Regions from separate parts of the Homo sapiens genome. Here region 2 is linked to region 1. Evidence: read pairs that join two places in POLR2A ChIA-PET (ENCODE). Cell type or tissue: Panc1. All regions are shown on one strand.

What was found. ChIA-PET counts read pairs that join two places held together with the same protein. Peaks named below come from ENCODE experiments on the same cell type or tissue, not always from the same donor. Only the 100,000 strongest peaks of a DNase experiment are listed, where the experiment ranks them.
Region 2: POLR2A ChIA-PET joins it to region 1 with 7 read pairs; 1 of 35 experiments calls an interaction of 5 or more read pairs at or near these places.

The regions. Positions count from the first base shown.
Region 1 is chr5:149,370,291-149,372,790 of GRCh38, forward strand. No RefSeq gene overlaps it. Among named protein-coding and RNA genes, the nearest start is that of IL17B, 7.8 kb to the right of the region's middle. RefSeq lists a silencer at 1,175-1,324. In Panc1, a CTCF peak has its summit at 1,254 (motif pointing left); a DNase peak (open chromatin) is centred at 1,239.
Region 2 is chr5:150,142,101-150,144,600 of GRCh38, forward strand. All of the region lies in intron 1 of PDGFRB (platelet derived growth factor receptor beta), which reads right to left. Among named protein-coding and RNA genes, the nearest start is that of PDGFRB, 12 kb to the right of the region's middle. In Panc1, no CTCF peak of the experiment used is centred here; a DNase peak (open chromatin) is centred at 991; H3K27ac peaks cover 730 bases.

The DNA of each region.
Region 1 (2,500 bases):
CCCCAGCCAAGTAAGAAGGCTTTTGATGAAGTGGTAGGAAACCAAATTCAAATTGACTTAAGCAATAAAAAGTTTTTATTAGTTATCATGGCTTTAAAGTCCAGGCATAGAGCACTGTGCAGTCTTACAGTTCCATGATTTCTCTCATAGTCAAAGATGGCTGCCAACAGCTCCCAGGAAGAGAAGGTCTTCTCTCATAAGCACTGAACCAAATTTTGGACTCTGGGCCAGTTGGACCACCCCTGAACCAATTCCTGTGGTCAAGGGAATGCCACATGCTGATTGGCTTGGGATTCAGATACGAGACTAGTAACCATGATGCAGGCAGGGAGGGTGTGAGATTAAGCTGATTGGCTTAAAGCAGTCAGGTCCTATCCCTGGAGCAGAAGTGGCCTCATCCAGACTTCAAGGTCAAAGGGGGAAAGGGTATTGGAGAGAGAGCCACAATGTCAGCCACATGCAAATGGGGCTCTCAAGTCCAGTGAACTCGAAGTGTGTAATGGCATCTTTTCATGGTCTGTTTGAAATGAAGATGGCATGCGCTGTCATGGTGTAATTAATAATTGGTATTGGCCCAGCACTGGACAATACAAAACTTATCCCTGATAACCACCCCTCCCTTGCATCCCTACAGAGAATTTGTGCACAGAAGACACAAACCAAGGCAGTTACATTTGATCCTCAGTCCTTGTCTGGGCTTTGGCTCCATGCCCAAGCATGACTGCATTGGAACTGGCTATGTCCTTCAGAAACCTTCTTTACCTGGGTAGGCCCAAACAGCTCAGAACTAAAGCCAGCCAAAATGCCCACAATCCCTGCCTCCCCAAGCCCAAACCTGATTCCTTGGAGGCAGGGAGGAAAGGACAGATTCCAGAAATAAGAACCAACAGGACGCCTTTGCCCCAGGGCTCACCCCAACCTTCTCAGGCCTGGACAGAAGCCCCCAGCAGTTCACGGAGCCCTGGAAGAAGAGAGCATTTGCAAAGACAGCCAAACAAAACAGGTAAAGGGCCACACATCCTCAGTCCTGGATGCAGTGTAGTAGACGTTTAATACCCTTCATGGGAACTCTGCCTCCTGGAGCAGGTGACCCAAGCAAAATTTCAGGACTTTGGGGGATAAGGGGCAGCTGTAGAGGGTAGAATGGAGGTGGGTGATTGGCAGTGGGGGACCCGGGAGGTTGATAAGGAATTCTTTGTTCTGACCCACCTATGAAGGCATAATAGAGGGAGGCAGGAGGCAGATCTTGGGCTCCCCCTAGAGGCGTCTGTGCACTCATTCACCAAACACGGCGCCCCTATCCGCTCTGGACACTGCCAGGTGCTGGAGGTGCAGTGCTGAGCAAGGGATGAGGCCCCTGTCCCACGGAGTGCAAGCTTCTCGCTAGAGGAGGCAAACATGAAACACACTTAGACTCAGACCAAAGGAAGTTCCAGGGTGCTGTGTAGAGCCAGCTCTCCAAAGGACCTGAGCTCCCTGCTGCTGCCTTTAAACTGGGAGCCTGGGAAGAGCCAGCTGGGACTCGGAGCTACGCCAGTGGTCAGCCCAGCCACCAAGGCCAAGCTTCTAAGTCACAGAATGGTAAGCCTGGAAAAGACCCTAGAGGCCCCCAAATCCCATTTGTTCGTTTCACGGATGAGGAATCTAAAGCCCAAAAAGAGGAGAAGGCATCATCCGTATGAGACTAGCTGGTGTTTATGGAGCATCTGGGGGCTCCTGATGCTTGGGTAGAAGTAAGACACCCCCCTCCTACCACAATGAGGGGTTTCCCCACCAGCCCCTATGCCCCAGAGCACCTAGGGTCTCCCAGGACTACAAGCAACCCTCTTGCAGCTCAATTCTTCCCACACCCTCACCCCACAGAAAAGGCTTGGAAGCTGTGGGCCCTTCATGTGGGGCTGAAGTCTTAAGACCTGGAGAGCAGCCCCAAGGGTGGAGAAGCGGCTGCTGAAGGGATCAGCATGCGCTGGCACAGGAAGTCTGTTTTCCATGTGTCTGGAACCCAGCCGAAGCTTCCTGGGGTAATTTTAACCAGTATCCACTCTAGAACAATACCAAAAAAGGTAAGTTACTTACCATCCCAGGCAGGCACATACCTAATCACTGGCCTTTCATGAATTAGACCCTTAAGACATTCAGAGCTAAAGCTGCTTTAAGCACTAAAGTCAGAGCAGCCAAGCCACATATTCCTGTCCTGGGCGGTTGGCCCTTTTATTAAAGTTAACTCTAAAGTGCTAGCTATTCTTACCCTCAGAATATAGTCTTAGCCCCTCAGCTGTCTTGTGGGAGGGAAGGTATTTTTAGACCCTAGAACAGCTGATTTGGGATTTGCTGCAGGGGTTAGAGGGCCCAGGGGGAGGATTGAATTGCTAGGGGACAAAATGGGAAGTGGGGAGTTGCATCCAGGGGACTCTTGCATCAAGAGTCAGCATGGGCTTTAGGATATATTAGTCCACACTGCTGTTTTTGGCTTTTTTTTTTTTTTTTTTTTTTTGACAGT
Region 2 (2,500 bases), 770 kb after region 1:
CCCTCAGGGATCATCTATCTGATCTAACTGCCTTCCTGTGCTCCATTGTGCTCGTGGGGAAACTGAGGCTTAGGGAAGGAAAGCAAGAGGGCCCATTGTTTTGGCCTAGACAAGATGGGCTCGGGTGATCGGTGGGGCTGAAGCTCACCTGGCTGCGCAGCTCCCCGCCTCCAGCCCCTGCTAAGATGTGAGGCTGGTGGCTCAAGGCCCCAGGCTTCAGGCTATAGCTGCCCCTGCCCTCTCCACAGCACACCTCTGTCCTGCCACACATTGACCTTTGTTTCAAAGTCACATTCTCTGCACGAGCCCAGCCAGGCAGGGATTGGCGACTGAGACTCAGAGGAGGTAATTTGCTAAGTTGTTGGGAGAAGTGAGCCACAGACTCCAGTCTCCTGACCCAGTCCAGTCTTCTGTTCTCCGTACCGGGGCACTTTACAGGCCTGGGACAGACTTTGGAGGGGGGTTGGGGTGGGAAGTAAGAAGACCTGGCTCTAGTCCCGGCTGTGACACCCACTTATAGGATAGTGGTCCCCCCTATCTGCAGGGAATACATTCCAAGGCCCCAGTAGATGCCTGAAACTTTGGATAAAACCAAACCCCATACATACTATGTTCTTTTCCCTGCAAATACATACCTATTATAAAGTTTTATTTATAAATAAGGCACAGTAAGAGATGAACAACAATAATAATAAAATAGAACAATGATAAAAATATACTGTAATAAAAGTCATGTGACTGTGTTCTCTCTCTTAAAATATCTTACTGTATCGTTCACTCTTCTTGTGAAGACGTGGAATGACACGGTGCCTACGTGATAAGAGGAAGTGAGGTGATGGCGTAAGAATTGTGAAGTAGCGTTAGGCTACTACTGACCTCCAGACATTATCAGAAGGATCAGGTCATCTGCTCCAAGTGATCCTGGACCACCGAGCCATGATGGTGTTGATGGCTGGATGTCAGTAGTGGACTTTGTTGATGACTAACAGGTGGGTAGCGTATATGGACAAAGGGATGATTCACTCCTGGGCGGGACAGACAGGACAGTGCAAGATTTCATCACACTACTCAGAACAGCACAAAATTTAAAGCTTGTAAGTTGTTTATTTCTGGAATTTTCCATTTAATGTTTTTGGACCACAGTTGATCTGGGGTAACTGAAACTTCAGAAAGTGAAACTGCAGCTAAGGGTGACTACTGTACAGTCCTGACCCTCTCTGAGCCTCAGTTTCCTTATCTGTGCAAAAGGGTGGGCAAGAGTGTCTTGGGAGCACTTTCAGGGCTGACATGCTGTGGCCCTCAGGGCTCCACTCTGGGAAGGCAGCTGTGCTGAGCTGGAATGCTGGGCTCGGGGTGGGGGTGCTGGGGAGGGACCCATGTCATGACTCAGCTCAGAGAAGGCTGCCAGTTCCAGGCCTGGGAGTCTGTGGGGGCAAGAGGCATCTGGAGCCAGGGATGAAGTCCTCCCGCCAGCAGCTAAAGAGTAGGAAAGGGATAGCAGCACAGCCTGGGCCTGGCGGCAAGTCTGGTCCATGTGGCTGTCCCCAAGCAGGCTGAGATGTGGGTGTGATTGGGTCATGTGATCAGGGAGCCCCATCCTGGGAGCCAGAGAAGAGAGCAGGATCGGAGGGTGAGGAGACAGTTACAGGTGGAGGGGAGAAACTGGGGAAGTGGCCGAGGCTCCCACCCGCCCCCTTCAATCCTATGCTCGCTCCACTTCCAGTTGTTGGAGAAGGCTCAGTGCTCCACCCCTGCACCACGAACCTCCCCACCAGCCTCGGGATCACTCTAAGGGCTACAGAAAGAGAGCAGCCCGGCGCAGCCCACTCGGTGTTGGAGCCATTCTCTGTGCCACGCTGCTTCTAGGCCCGGGGTCCTCTTTATGTTTCTCCAGGTACCTACAAAGTCCCCTGAACAAAGCAGCAGAAATCGACTAAGATGGGGCCTGGCGTGTGCTCCCGCTGCTCTGGAAGTCCAAACTGGATGGAAGAATAGCGCTGGTTCCCTGGAAGGCTGCTAAGCCCCCTGCACCCCCTCCTCCAGCACAGGCTCGGCTGCCTCTGGCTATCCCACCGCCAATCTCCTCACCTCCAATCTGTCCCCTCCACCTGTTCTCACACCCCAGCCAGAGGGACCTTTCTGAAATACCTATGTGACCTCTCCGGCCCTCCTCTGCTCTCCATCCCCCTCAGGCAAAGGCTGGCTTCTCTGCCCAGCCTTTCAGAATCTTCCGGCCCGGCCCTGACAGCTCCCTCACAACTGAGGGAGGAAGGCGGCTGCCCCTCCAGCTCCCCAGGGCCCAAGCCAGGCCCTCACACTCGTCACTCACTGCATGCTCCTCTCCCCATGAGGCCTCCCCAGGGAACACAATGGAAAGAAATGACCTATTTTCTGGAAGTCCAAAATAAGATGAAACATCTGTCTGGAATGGGGCCAGGCTGATAAAGAACGGGCTGATCTCCCCAGCCCGAGCCCCGCTCTCCTGCAGCAAACACCCCCT